Linked DNA regions of Homo sapiens: all the other regions are linked to region 1. Evidence: chromatin contacts called from ENCODE Hi-C or POLR2A ChIA-PET data. All regions are on one chromosome and are shown on one strand. The core of a region is the stretch at or near the end of the contact, and the rest is flanking DNA. Distances in the headings are between cores, read along the strand shown.

Region 1 (2,675 bases), core at 49-2,548:
TGTAATCCCAGCTACCAGGGAGGCTGGGGCAGGAGAATCACTTGAACCCAAGAGGCGGAGGTTGCAGTGAGCCGAGATTGTGCCATTGTACTCCAGCCTGGGCGATACAGCAAGATCTTGTCTCAAAAAAAAAAAAAAAAATTAAAATTAGCCAGGTGTGGTGGCGCGTGCCTGTGGTCCCAGCTACTGAGGCAGGATCGCTTGCACAGGGAAGCAGAGGTTGCAGTGAGCCAAGATTTCTCCACTGCACGCCAGCCTGGGTGACACAGTGACCCTGTCTCAAAAAAGGAGAAAAACAAAAAAAAGGAATGTCTATGATTTTCATTGCTAACAAAATCACCGCTGCTGCTAGTACTACCGAGGTTGCTGCCTCAAAAGGTTAGTAAAAACACAGATGCAATTCCACCCCCCACCCCAATTCAAGTACTAGCATTCCTTGAATTCTACCAACTCTGCGGACCCAGGGTTAAACACCTTTAATATAATGTCTCTGAAGAAGTGACAGTGTTCGTCGGGAGCCTGAGAGAAAAGTATCTATATTCCAGGGAATCCTAGGAGTCGTGGGGCTATACAGAGACTTGCAGAGCAGTGTCAAATTCAAGCGACGCAAGGTGGTGGTGGGGGTCTGGAGCACTAAAACAGTCTTTCGGTGGGGAAGTGGGGTGTAAAACACCAGCTGCTGGGGCACAGACGCAGTAGGAAGGATCGTTACCGGCGAGATCTCTACCCGGTATCTGAGGATGAGGGTGCATCGGAGATGACGCTGCGGCCCCTCCAACGTCCAAAAGGGAGGATGGACTGGACACCCGGGAGCCAGGCTGCGGCCCAGGCAAGCCGCGAGAGGCCACGCCTGTGAATTAGCCATGAAGAGCCCTGGAGGACAAACTCCTGGGCCAAATCCTGGTCGCTGTGTAGGTTCAGCTAGGTCGCTTGGTATCTCTGAGCCTGTTTACTGACAAAAGGGGATAATCGCAGGCCCTATCTCATAGGGCTGGTGGGAGAGTTAAATAAATTAATTAAAGTTGTTTGGGATGTTGCCTGGCATCAAGGAAGAACCGTATCATTGTTAGCTCTTACGATGAACAGAACAGGGCCCCGGGGTCCAGGGAGGCCGGACGCCGCCAGCCGGAAGCCTCAACCCGTTCTCAGGGAAGCTGGGGTCCGGCTCCTCAGCCCGCTAGACTGGGGTCCCAGGTTACAGAACCCTCCACACTCACCTAAAGGCACCCCGGATTCAACCTGCAGCTCAATGTGACCCTCAGCAAAGACACCACAGTCGGACAGGAAGCGGAACTACTACCAGCCGGAAGCTGAGAGAGGTGGGGACTACGGGAGTCTTGCGAGCGGCTTCAGCTCCCTCCCAGGAGGAGGCCACTGAAGTCATTCAAGCCACGCCCAGCAAGAGAACTACGACTTTCTATTGGGCTAAATGCTTGTTCATCCTCACTTCTGGCCCAATCGTGAGCTTGCGCGGCTGGGGCTCGGGCGCCCGTGGGTTACCCGATCTCATCACCTCTGTGTCTTCACTCGGAGAGAGTGTTATAGATCCCGGGGCTGGCTGGAGGGTAGGTGTGGAGAAAAATGTCCCAGCGAAAGTACTTTTATTCATGCAAGAAATATTTATTGAACGCTTTTTCTGTGTCAGGTATTTCTTTTCTTTAAATTTTTTTTTTCTTTTTTTTAAATTTTTGAGACAGGGTCTTACTCTATGGCCCAGGCTGGAGTGCAGTAGCGCGATCTCAGCTCACTGCAACCTCCGCCTCCTGGGTTCAAGCGATTCTCCCGCCTCATCCTCCCGAGTAGCTGGGATTACAGATGCGCACCGCTACTCCTGGATATATATATGCATTTTATAGAGATGGGGTCTTGCTGTGTTACCCAGGCTGGACTCGAACTCCTGGTCTCTAAGCGATCCTCCCGCCTCGGCCTTCCAAAGCGTTAGGATTACCGGCGTGACCCACCGTATCCAGCCATCAGGCACTTTACGGGTTGAGAAAGCACGCTGCACAAAACACAAAAATCCCTACCCTTAAAATATATATATAGAGAGAGAGACGGAGTCTCACTCTGTCGCCCAGGCTGGAGTGCAGTGGCACGAACTTGGCTCACTGCAACCTGCGTCTACTCGGTTCAAGCGATTCTCCTGCCTCAGCCTCCCGAGTAGGTGCGATTACAAGCGCACGCCACCACTCCCGGCTAATTTTGGTATTTTTGGTAGAGATGGGATTTCACCATGTTGGTCAGGTTGGTCTTGAACTCCTGACCTCAGGTGATCTGCCCACCTCGGCCTCCCAAAATGCTGGGATTACAGGCGTGAGCTGCCCTACCTGGCCAATTTGGCTTTTTTTTTTTTTTTTTTTTTTTTTTTTTCAGACAGAGTTTTGCTCTTGTTGCCCAGGCTGGAGTGCAGTGGTGTGATCTTGGCTCACTGCAACCTCCACCTCCCGAGCTAGAGCGATTCTTCTGCCTCAGCCTCCCCAGTAGCTGGGATTACAGGCATGCGCCACCACACCTGGCTAATTTTGTATTTTTAGTAGAGATGCGGTTTGTCCATGTTGGTCAGGCTGGTCTTGAACTTTTGACCTCAGGTGATCTGCCCGCCTTGGCCTTCCAAAGTGCTGGGATTACAGGCGTGAGCCACCGTGCCCGGCTATATCTGTTCTTTTACATTATGT
Region 2 (2,675 bases), core at 103-2,602, 510 kb after region 1:
AGCAGCCCCCGCCTGCTGGGAAGCGCGGAAGGGAGGGAGCCATCCAAGTGGAATTCGGGTTCCCTTCACTGCCAGGGGCTTCTCAGCACCCCTGGTCCCCTGCCCTCAGTGCTGGAGACCCTTGCTGGGCACTGGCTCCCTCTTGAAGCAGTCTGTGCCTTGCTCATCTGCAGAAGCAGGATTAGCAGTGGGGGCTATTAGGGGGCGACGGTAGAAGTGGGTGTTTAAGTGGGTGCATAACTGGGTTAATTGGTGTGGAATGGAAATCAGTGTGTGGCTGGATGGGGGCAGTAGGGGCAGCTAGGTGTATACCCAACAGCACCTCTGGGATTGGAAAACACCCCTGCTGTGGGCTGGAAGGAGGGTCCCATCGCCCCATTCCCACACATAGGGTCTCACTGCAGTGGTTTGGGCCCCACCCCACATGGCTCCCTTCTTCTCTTTCTACTCCCCTCTCTCCCCATGGGTCCGTCTCTCTCCCTCCGTCTCTCTGCTTCTCTCTCCATAGCGGTCTCAATCCCACTATCTCCCAGGCTCTCATTTTTTTTTCTCTCTCTCTCTGCATCTCTGTCTACTGCTCTCAGCCTCTCCCCTCCACTGGGAATCTCTCTGAGTCCATCTATTTGTCTTCCTGGGTCTTTGTATCTGTGACTCTGGATCTCCTGCCTCTCTTGGTCTCTGTCTCTTCCAGGTTCTCCCTGTCTGTCTCTTGCTATATCCCTTCTCTCTGTCTCTTCCTTCAGCTCTCACTCCTTTCCTCTGAACCTGGCTGTCAAGGGTTTCAGGAAACAGACACCCTAGGAGACAGCACTGGAAAGAAGAGGGACATGAACCTCCTCCCCTTCCCTTGCCCACCCCAGGGACCCTGAAATCTTCCAGAACGTCTCTGGTCGCAGACCCACCCGCTCCCACCCTGCAAGCTCATCTCTTCCCCGTCTGCTACCACCACGGTGCGGGACCAGCCACCCGGTTGCCATAGCGACCTGTCCGAGCATCCCTTCTCCCGGGACTGCCACTCTCCAACCGCAGGTCTGGCACAGGACGCCTGCCGGGGAGGGGGTGTCCCAGAGACCCGGAGGGGCGATCGGGGGGGCGCATTACAGGGGCTTCCGCCCACAGGAGGAGCGGACCTCCCTCCCCCAACTCCCTTGCCTTACCATTGCTTGAATCTCCCGACACCCTCTCTCCTAGGCTCTCAGATCCCGGAGCCCCCCTGCAACCCCCTCCCCAAACGACGCTCACCCTTTGTGGGGGTCTGGGTCGGGGTCGCCATGCTGGGCCGGAGCAGGGGGCTGCTGGATGCTTTGGCGGCGAAGGCGCGCTGCAGCAGCTGGAAGCAGGACGGACCGATGTGGGGGGGAGCTGGGGGGAGCCCTGGCGTGGGGGGGCCTGCAGCCAATGGGGGCCCGGGGAGCCCGCCCCCGTGCAGGCCACCCCCGCCCCCGCCCCCGCCCACCACCGTCGTCCCCGCCCCTTCCTCTAGGGTGGGGCGCCCCCTGCTGGGGCCCAGTGGCGCTGGCGTTTCGCGCTGAGGGACCGAGACCGACAAAGTGCTGTCGAGAGGAACGCACGTTTTATTGGAAGTCTTGGCGGCAGGGGGAGTCTGCGGGGGCAGGGCTGGGGAAGGGGCGGCGGAGGGGGCGGTGGGCGCGCAGGTGGAGCGTGGGAGATGTCAGGTGCCAGGGGAGTCCTGTGAGGGTGAAAAGGGTGAGAGGCGAGGGGGGACGTCCAGCCCCACCCCTCGCCGCCCTTCAACTCTGGCACTTGGCCCCCTCCCTCTCCCGCCTTTCCTTCCTCCCTCCTTCCCTCCCACCGCCGTGTCAGAGCTGCAGCACCTGGCCGGATTCCATCGCTCCAGGTGTTTCTACCGCCTGCGGGTGGACAGACCTGGGGGGAACACGGAGATCGGGGGTCATTCTGGAGAGGCATCCCCAGCTCCTGGGCAGGTGGGGCCCGCGGCGGGGCAACTCCCCGCCCTCCGCTTTCAGATCCAGCCCTTCCCTCTACGCAGCCAGGGAGGGCCGGGAAAAGCGGTCCTTGGAACCAGCCCTCTCCCCAGAATACCCGCAGTCTCCCCAGACTCACGGCGGATGGAGCTGCGGAAAGTTCCCTCCTCTTCATCGGGTTCCCCAGTCCTGGGAAGACAGAGGCAGAGGGATTTCGGGATGGAAAGGGGGAGAGGCTGCCCTTCTAGGAACCCCCCAGTACAAGCCTCCTTTCCCAGATTGGTGTAACTAGGCCCAGATATGGACGAAGAGCAGGCTCGGGGTCCGCCAGAAATGAGGAGCACCCAGGAGCAGCTTATGTGCTGGCAGGGGGCTTCTAAGCTGGTTAACAGTGAGTACCTCCGCGGATTTGGGGGCAGGGATGTGAAGTTGGTGGGGGAGGGATAGTCATGGGGACTTGGCAGACTGCCATGAGATGGCCTGGGTTGGAAACCCAGAACCCCCCATCTTCCACTTGAGTGATCTTGAACAAAGTGACTTTACCTCCCTGTGCCTTAGTTTCCTCATCTGTCAAATGGGGTTAATAACAGCACCTCCCTCCCAGAGGAAGTGAAACCGTATCTAACACGTGGTACACACCCAGTAAATATTAGCTACTACTTATGATAATATCTATAATTGTTCTAACATATTCATACATTGTCCATGCTTTAACATTTTATTCGAAGA
Region 3 (2,675 bases), core at 26-2,525, 400 kb after region 1:
CTCAGGGAGGTGCTTCAACAGGAACGCCACCTGTCACCAGCTTGACACTCGCAAGTATGTGGTTTACAGAGTGCCTGGCACACATTGTTCCTTAATTGCCAGGACCAGTGAGGTAGCCACGATAATCATGCCCATTTTATAGACCCGTGGGGCTGAAGTGGCAGGTGCACGGTGACACGGCCAGTTTCCTTGGACTCGCCCGCCATCCCTCTTCCCAGCCTGTGGCCTCTGAACCACACCAGTCCCCTCTTCCCTTTGCCATTCACCCACAACAAGGGGCCTCTGTGTGGCCTGGGCAGGCAAGCCCAGATGGCCATGTTGATGCCCCCAGCGCCCAAGGCCCCACTTCAAAACCGACTACGAAGGATTCCAGGTTACCCGGGGCCTTTTGAATTTGGAGGGAAAACCATGGAGTTGTTTGCCTGAACTGCTTTGCCATGGAGGGACTAAAGCCCCCACAATATCTCCATCAGCCTCCCACCACCTCACCCTACTCTAAAGTCATTTCAAATGACTGAACCAAAAGTGTCTCGGGAAAGACCTCATCACCACCCAAATATCCCATCCAGGTGAAAGCCTGCCAGCAGAAGTCGGTTTCAAGTCCGTAAATCCATCCCACCAGACTCTTACGCACGTATAATCCGGAGCCCGCGGGAGGTGGGTGGGGTGCGGGGGATGGGGAGTCCCCAGTCCCACACCCACCCGAGGCCTAGGCATTGTTCCTTCGTCTCTGTCCCTCTAGGAAGCGTCTGATCCAGCCCTCCCGTGCCCTCTCCCCGTTACTCCAAAACTTAGAAATCCCCGGGTGCGCCCAAGTCCCATCCCGGCTTTTCTTTTCCCAGAGATCGGGCGGTCTTCCACTCCCTCCCCACAAAGAGTTCCATTCTCCCTGCCGCTCCGGGTCTCACCGTCCAGGGAGTTTCACTTCCTGCTATCTTCCAGATAAGGGCGCGGGGAGCGCTCCCCGGCACAAATGGGGAATTCCTCTCACTCCCGCGCGCAACAGATCGCCCAAGACCCAGGGGATCGGAAGGTCCCAGCCTCTGAGACCCCCGCTTCCCGCTTCCCGCCGCCTCCAACTCCATCCATCCCCCTCTACAGTTCCCTCCGGCGTTCCGCAGCGTCAGAGGCCCCGTGCCCCGTACCTGTGCACCAGGTGCTAAGCAGAAGCCACACGAAGACGACCGCGTCCCGGCCTGCGGCGGCCGGGTGGGAGCCCAGCCCTCTGGAGAGCCCGCCGGCCAACAGCGCCATCGCGGCCGTCTGGGCGCGTCTGGCCCGCGCGTCCCTTCCAAAGTACCTTAGGGGGCGCGGCGCGCACCAAGGCCAGGAGGGGTGCACGCTCCTCCCCTTCCCACTTCCGTTCCTTGTCCCTACTCCAAGTCCGTCCTGTTGCATTCTGGAAGTTTTAATGAGCGTAAACGACGTGGACAAAGGGCATGCTTTCAGATATGGGGGAGAAAGGTGCTTGACCCGCCGCGGTCCTCCGAGCCACACTCCACCCGCTGCGCGCTCCGGTGAATGGTTCGGCCCAGGTACACAAGGGTGGGAGCCGAGGGCTGGGCTTAGGGGTGAGCGGCGGGGAGGGGTTCCTCTGCCTCCCTCCCCGGAAGTGGGCTGACCCAGGTGCGCTCCGTCCCCCAGGGCCCGAACCAAGTGACTGGCCCGCTGGGAGGGCGCCTGCGGACCACAGGTCCCTTCCGGCCCCCATCTGCTCCGGCCAAACCAAGCGCACCGAGATCCATGCAACCGAGACCCACTTGGAGCGATTCACCTGTTGAGATAGGGCGGGTCCCGCCGCGCACCTGTTCCCTCCCTGCCCAAACCCCTCTCCCCGGCTGGCGATGGACCCGCCTAGGTGCGCCCTGCCGGGAGGAGCGAGTCTAAGCAAAGTCCTGGCTGGGAGAGGCTTGTTGGTGGCGCCTGACTTCTCCACTTCCACTGGGGTTCCTCCGGACCGGGTGGAGGGGGGGCGCTTCGGGCCTCCTGTGTCTCCCAGTTAGATGACCTGAGGAACCCTCTAAAGTCCCCGGAAGGGAAGCTCTGCCCCCTCAGGGATGCCCAAGGGGAATCAGGGCCAGGAAAAGTTGGAATTCCACTTCGGAAGTTTTCGCCACCTCCCCCACCCGTTCCCAACTTGTGGTTCGGCCCCTGGGCATCCCTAGCCCCCGGGTCAGCCCTCCGGAAATTCTGGCTCTTAAAGGGGCCGAGCGAAGGCGCGGGGCTTGGGACCGGTTTCCGCTTAGGAATTCCCGGAACGAGCCACCTGCGACCGAGGGCGGGGGCGCGGCGCGGCGATCAGCCTGCGCAGCGCTGGGCGTGACTCTGCTGTCTCCAGGTGGCGGCGAGGGAAAGCGCATCCTGGGGGAACCCTGGGCGCTTCCTCGCGTTAGACTCCCCCAGGTTGCCAACTGGCCAGTGGCTGGTTTCGGTACCCAGGCGTGCTTTGTTCTACTGGCCCTGTTAAAACTCAAGCCAGATCACGTCCACCTGCTCACAGCCCTCCTGTGGCTCCTCCTCACTCTCAGCAGAAACTGACCTTCCCCCTCTTATCTCACCTCCTCCCACTCTCTCTGGCTTACTCAGCTTCGGACACCCTGGCCTCCTCGCTGTTTCCAACTATACTTCTCACAGTCCTCAGAGCCATCGCCCGTGCTACTCCCTCTGCCAGAACA
Region 4 (2,675 bases), core at 54-2,553, 370 kb before region 1:
CTGGAAGTGCTAATTACAGGACCCCCCAAGTCTTCCTACCCTCTGCACCCTCAAGAAACCCCCAGTGCCTTGTATGAAGCCCACCCCACATGGCCCACAGCTCCTGTGCTGGCCAGACTCCCAGAAAATTCTCTATTTTTTAAGTAACGACTTCCCCCTTTGGGGGACCCCAAAATTTGGAGGCCCCATTCTAGGACTCTGGGGATCCCAAACCCTAGAGTACACACGTCCCAAACTCCCCTGTGCCCTCAAGTCCTACAGCCCCTAGAAGACCCCAATGCCGTAACTCCTAGGACCCCCAAATCATGGAATCCCAAATCCCCAGGGAATCCCAAATTTGAAAATCCAATCCCAAGTCCCCAGGAAACCCAATCATGAGGTCCTTGTGCCTGGTATGGAGGAGACTGCAGTCAGGATATGCATTCCAGGCTCCCAGACACCTCAAGCCCTATTCACAGGCACCAGGAAACCCCACACAGGAATTCCCATCCCTGGAAACTGGAGAATTTCAATGCCCCGAGTCCATGGGTTTCAAGACACCAAATTCCAAGAGCCCCAGCCCTAAGGGAACCCCAAATCCTAAAGCCTCCATCTCTAATAAATGGAAGGCCCCAAGGCCCTGAGGGGATCTCAAATCCTGGAACCCCGATTTCAATCTACGTTCTAGTCACTGGCCTCAAAGGACCCCACAGCACCTGGGCCAGACCAACAGCTCGAGGGAGAACCTGAAGGCCCAGGGGGTCCAGGGCGGACCTGGGGCCCCGACCACCAAGGACAGCTCACGACTGCCCCTTCACTGCATGTCCCCAAACTCAGCATGACTCCTGTCCTCTTCAATAAAGACGTTTCTATGGCCTCTCTGTGTCGGGTCATTGGGGGTTTCCCTTGCTGGGAGAAGACGGGAAAGGAAGTGCTTCCTTCAGTCTCACCTCCCTGCGGCGTGGGCAGGTGATGGCGCTGGCCGCGGGAAGTCCTTCTAGCAGCCTCTCATGTCTTCCCGCGGCTGTCACGGCTGCCGCCCCCGTCCCACCCATCGGGGTCCACTCCGCCAATGGCCAGGTTCAGTTCCTAAGTTCTGAGTGGCCAGTGCCAGACGACGATGCCCCGCCCACGCCCTCCTGCCAATGGCTCAGAGGCCAGGAGGCGCGGCCTATCCTTAGGCGAGCATGAAGGGGGCGGGCGAATACTGAGTGAGAGCGCCGATTGGGTGGAAGGCGGGCCCTTGAAGCCTCTGGGAGCTCCCATTGGCCTGCGGACTCTGCGTCTGTAATGTGGGGCGGAAATGGCTGGGAGGGGGATGGGGATGTTGAATTTGGAAATTGGAGGGGACGCTGGTGGACGGTCAGTTTTGGGGAGTGCTGGGGGTAGAGATGGATGTCAATAGGGCTGAAAGTGGGGATCCGGGGGAGCCCAGAGTAGGAGTCCGAGGAGGCTCAGAGCTTGGAGTCCTAAAAGGCTCGGAGTCGGGGATCTGAATGGTTCAGGGAGGGAAGAAGATTTGGGAGTCAGCCTCAGAGCTAAAGATCTCAGGGTGCTGGAGTGAAGGGGCGCTCAGGAGGGGAAATCCGAGGGGCGTCCAAATGGGGGGATCCGAGGAGGCTGAGGGTGGACATGTCTGAGGAGGCTCAGATTGGGGTCACAGGAGTGCACAGAATGGGATTCGGTGGGGGGCGGGGGTCGCTGAGTGTTGATAGCCGGGCTCACAGTTGCAGGTCTGAAGCGGGGTCTCAAGGTGTTTAAAGGGGCTCTGGAGTGCAGCCCTGGGGGCTATGTGTAGAGCTTTTGAGAAAGGCTCCCTGTGTGTGGGGCCAGAGAATGTTCTCTGTGGGAGGATTGAGAAGGCATATGTGTAGTTGGATGGGCCCTTAGTGGACAGAGTAATGGGGGATTATTCTTGGGGCTCATTGTGTCCGGGCATGGAACGTAGGGGCTCTCTGTGTGGCTTGTAAGATGCTGAAGACTCAGATTTTAGAGACCAAGTGCGTTTCAGAAGAGGGCTGAGGTGAGGCCTGGCCTGTGATGGGGTGGAATGCTGCATCATGGTGTTAGGGCGGGAGGCCTAGTGACTTCAGTATGTCCTCCCCTCCCTACAGGATTGGGTGCAAGGAGTTGGTGTTGATGGAGGAGCAGGACGCCAGAGTCCCAGCCCTGGAACCGTTCAGAGTGGAGCAGGTTGTCAGAACTCAGGGTGCAGAGGGTGAAGGAGGCAGGCTGATTCCTGAGTTCTTGGGTTGGGACTGCCCCCTTCCACCAAATTCATTCTTACTGTCAGAGTCCATTCTGGAATGGCACTGGTCCCTTGACTTTAGACCCTGACCTGTCTGAGGACATCCTGAGCCTGTCTCCAGGCATAGGGGTTGCTCTGTGATGATATGTCCTCTGTGTGGGTTGAAGGGCCACACCTTCAGGGGGTCTTTCTATCCTAGGCACCACCTGTAATCTACTATGTCCCTGACTTCATCTCCAAAGAAGAGGAGGAGTATTTGCTTCGACAGGTGACCTCAGTGCCCTACTGGTCTGTTTTCCCACTCTTCCCATATTCCTCCCCAATGTCCATCCTCTGTATGAGAGCCCCCAAGGCTGCAGTGAAGACCCCGACAGAAGGAACAAGGAAGTTACAGAGCTCATACTCCCTCTACTGAGATAGCCCAATCCTGCTAGCTTAGAGAATAGGG
Region 5 (2,675 bases), core at 1-2,500, 320 kb after region 1:
GGTACTCATCATGTCACATGCAAAAAACATCTTCAAGGTCACATACACTTGAGAAAGGCAGGGTAAAAGAGTTAAGTAAGATTCTTTTTTTTTCTTTTGAGACAGAGTCTCATTCTTCTGTCGCCCAGGCTGAAGTGCAGTGGTGTGATCTCAGTTCACTGCATCCTCTGCCTCCAGGGTTCAAGTGATTCTCCTGCCTCAGCCTCCTGAGTAGCTGGGACTATAGGCATGTGCCACCACACCCGTCTGATTTGTTTGTTTGTTTGTTTGTTTTAGTAGAGATGGGGTTTCACCATGTTGGCCAGGCTGGTTTCAAACTCCTGACCTCAGGTGATCCCCCCAACTTGGCCTCCCAAAGTGCTGAGATGACAGGCGTGAGCCACCGCACCTGGCTTAAGTAAGATTCTTTACTGCAGGACTTTAAAAACCTTTCAGTAAACTCTATCTACACCATTAATCTCTAGACATGGGGATTAGAGTATAGTATAATACATTGTCCATACTTCTTTGGCCATGGGATCTATTTTACATGTTCCATAAAAAACTTAGCAGGGTTGCAGAGCCAGAGTTCTTTGAAATCCCCTTAAGGTTACCTAAGGGGTAACAAGGGCTGTGGCAAGGACTAGACTCCGTTCCCTGCAGCCAACACTTGCCTCCAGGAGCCGGGCCATTGTCCCTCCTCTGCCAGCACCCTCCAGCCACAACCTGCTCTGGGACGGGCTGGAGCATCCCAGCATGAGTGGGAGATGGGCGCCTCCAGAGCAGGACTGTGTGCTGCCTCAAGGAGCTCCAGGAGTCTCTGGAGCACAGGAGTAGGGCCCCAGGCCCGGGAATTGGAAGGCTGAGGGTGGGGTGGAGGTTAGGGACAGCAGTTATTATGCACAGAGGCTCAGGACAGGGCCATGCTGTCCAGACCTCCTCAGTCCAGGCCTGTTGAGGGCCTTGCAGAACCTTGGGGCTGACCTCCCTGGCTCCTTCTTCCCTCCTGGGCATCCAATAACCTACCCTACTCTCAGAAGACTCAGCAGGCCTGGCAAGGAGGATGCTCAAGACAGGGGTCTGTCTACAACCTGTTGTAACACCGGTAAGAGAGAGCCAGGGAGGTCCCCACTGTGTTCCCAGCTCTGGGAGGTATGCCTGGCCCATAACTGCTGTTCCGTAATAACTTGCTTGTTGAATGCAAAATAAAAGCAAAATGATTTTTACCTGTTTCCGCGTGTCTTCCCTCTTCAGGGACCCTGGCAGCATCTGAGAGCAAAAGGAGAAGTACAGTAAAGTCTCTGGTGACAGAGGTTTCCCCTCCATGGCCACACCCCCTGCTTCTCTATGGCTCTGAGGGGGACCAAGCAGCACCGTGATCTGGGGAGTGGGGAAAAGAGACGATTGAGGGGGATGCGGGCTCGGAGTCAGATTGGAAGACTCGAATACGTATGGGCAGTTCTTCCTTTCCGTGTATGGGTTTGCAATATCAGATCAGTTTCAGAATGGGCTCCTCCACAACTCCCCCTCTACCCAGCTCTCAGGAAATGCGAATGACTCAAGCCAAGCAGGAGAACTGCAGCCCGCTGAAAAAGGCACAGGCCTACCTGAAAGTATTTGTAGTTTAGTGACACCATCCAGTTATTACCATTTCCACTCTTTTCATCATAGGCATAAATGGTGGGGAATCTGACCACCTACACTGAAGCCCCCAAGGGTTGAGGGAGGAGCACATAGATATTGAGGAGGAAAAAGATATCTCGGCCGGGTGCGGTGGCTCATGCCTGGAATCCCAACACTTTGGGAGGCTGAGGCGGGTGGATCACTTGAGGTCAGGAATTCGAGACCAGCCTGGCGAACATGGTGAAATTCCGTCTCTACTAAAAATACAAAAAATTAGCTAAGTGTTTTGGCAGGCGCCTGTAGTCCCAGCTACTCAGGGGGCTGAGGCAGGAGAATCACTTGAGCCCAGGAGGCGGAGGCTGCAGTGAGAAGAGATCACACCACTGCAGTCCAGCCTGGGTGACAGAGTGAGACTCTGTCTCAAAAAAAAAAAAAGAAAGAAAGAAAGAAAGAAAGAAAAAGAAAAGATATCTTGTAGGACTGGGCATGGTGGCTCATGCCTGTAATCCTAGCGCTTTGGGTGGCCAAGGCGGGTGGATTGCCTGAGCTCAGGAGTTCAAGACCAGCTTGGGCAACATGGTAAAACCCCATCTCTACTAAAAAAAAAAAAAAAAAAAATCCAAAAATTAGCTGGGTGTGGTGGCGGGCGCCTGTGGTCCCAGCTACTCAGGAGGCTAAGGCAGGAGAATCACTTAAGCCCGAGAGGCTGAGGTTGCAGTGAGCAGATCGCGCTGTGGCACTCCAGCCTGGGTGACAGAGCCAGATCCTGTCTCAAAAAAACAAAAAAGATATCTTGTAGGAAGTGTTATTGAATGGAGAGTCTTTAGGCTGAAACCTCATCACCTTTATAATCCTGTAGCCAGCGAGTGTCTCAGGAGCAGAACAGACAGCATTGGAAGCCATGCACATCCTACAGATGAAGAGGGATGCGCTGAGAGGTCTTCACTCCAGCACCACTGCCCTCTATGGGCAGCTGGCCATAGGGAGGGAAACAGAGAGAGGGAAGAACACCTTCTTCCAAAAGCACCGATAGGGCTGGGTGTGGTGACTTATGCCTGTAATACGCTTTGGGA

The links. Hi-C counts contacts between places; a loop is a spot of excess contacts on that map. ChIA-PET counts read pairs that join two places held with the same protein, here RNA polymerase II (POLR2A). Pooled maps may share reads with other maps.
Region 2: a loop to region 1 is called in a pooled map, with 5 times the contacts of the local background. The contact joins the promoter of FXYD7 here to the promoter of COX6B1 in region 1. A Hi-C loop is called at or near these places in 2 of 168 maps with a recorded cell type or tissue (CD8-positive, alpha-beta T cell and naive thymus-derived CD4-positive, alpha-beta T cell), 1 of 37 single-sample maps with no recorded cell type and 10 of 50 pooled maps. POLR2A ChIA-PET finds 5 or more read pairs at or near these places in 1 of 52 experiments (activated naive CD4-positive, alpha-beta T cell).
Region 3: a map of mucosa of descending colon shows a loop between it and region 1 (10-fold over the local background). The contact joins the promoter of LSR here to the promoter of COX6B1 in region 1. A Hi-C loop is called at or near these places in 1 of 168 maps with a recorded cell type or tissue (mucosa of descending colon), 4 of 37 single-sample maps with no recorded cell type and 4 of 50 pooled maps. POLR2A ChIA-PET finds 5 or more read pairs at or near these places in 3 of 52 experiments (B cell, GM12878 and H1).
Region 4: a map of ascending aorta shows a loop between it and region 1 (2.6-fold over the local background). The contact joins the promoter of ALKBH6 here to the promoter of COX6B1 in region 1. A Hi-C loop is called at or near these places in 1 of 168 maps with a recorded cell type or tissue (ascending aorta), 5 of 37 single-sample maps with no recorded cell type and 12 of 50 pooled maps. POLR2A ChIA-PET finds 5 or more read pairs at or near these places in 5 of 52 experiments (HEK293, HEK293T, Panc1 and 2 more).
Region 5: a pooled map shows a loop between it and region 1 (3-fold over the local background). The contact joins the promoter of CD22 here to the promoter of COX6B1 in region 1. A Hi-C loop is called at or near these places in 10 of 37 single-sample maps with no recorded cell type and 9 of 50 pooled maps. POLR2A ChIA-PET finds 5 or more read pairs at or near these places in 2 of 52 experiments (BJ and activated B cell).

Annotation. Positions count from the first base shown.
Region 1 is chr19:35,646,946-35,649,620 of GRCh38, reverse strand. It overlaps COX6B1 (cytochrome c oxidase subunit 6B1), which reads right to left and starts at 1,298. Exons shown (of 4, transcript NM_001863.5): 1 at 1,218-1,298. RefSeq lists enhancers at 1,037-1,086, 1,247-1,306.
Region 2 is chr19:35,141,932-35,144,606 of GRCh38, reverse strand. FXYD7 (FXYD domain containing ion transport regulator 7) reads right to left here and starts at 1,352. Exons shown (of 6, transcript NM_022006.2): 1 at 1,243-1,352. The coding sequence starts at 1,273. FXYD1 (FXYD domain containing ion transport regulator 1) reads right to left here. Exons shown (of 8, transcript NM_021902.4): 6 at 2,086-2,135; 7 at 1,836-1,887; 8 at 1,498-1,690. The coding sequence ends at 1,865. RefSeq lists enhancers at 569-1,130, 1,131-1,691.
Region 3 is chr19:35,247,602-35,250,276 of GRCh38, reverse strand. It overlaps LSR (lipolysis stimulated lipoprotein receptor), which reads right to left and starts at 1,275. Exons shown (of 10, transcript NM_205834.4): 1 at 1,146-1,275. The coding sequence starts at 1,254. RefSeq lists silencers at 1,112-1,181, 1,592-1,671 and enhancers at 784-1,585, 1,586-2,388, 2,522-2,675.
Region 4 is chr19:36,012,841-36,015,515 of GRCh38, reverse strand. It overlaps ALKBH6 (alkB homolog 6), which reads left to right and starts at 1,303. Exons shown (of 7, transcript NM_032878.5): 1 at 1,303-1,341; 2 at 2,094-2,172; 3 at 2,427-2,495. The coding sequence starts at 2,119. It overlaps CLIP3 (CAP-Gly domain containing linker protein 3), which reads left to right. Exons shown (of 14, transcript NM_015526.3): 14 at 1-856. LOC101927572 (a long non-coding RNA gene) reads right to left here and starts at 1,014. Exons shown (of 4, transcript NR_170988.1): 1 at 930-1,014. RefSeq lists an enhancer at 814-913.
Region 5 is chr19:35,327,762-35,330,436 of GRCh38, reverse strand. CD22 (CD22 molecule) reads right to left here and starts at 1,250. Exons shown (of 14, transcript NM_001771.4): 1 at 1,207-1,250. RefSeq lists enhancers at 504-553, 624-673.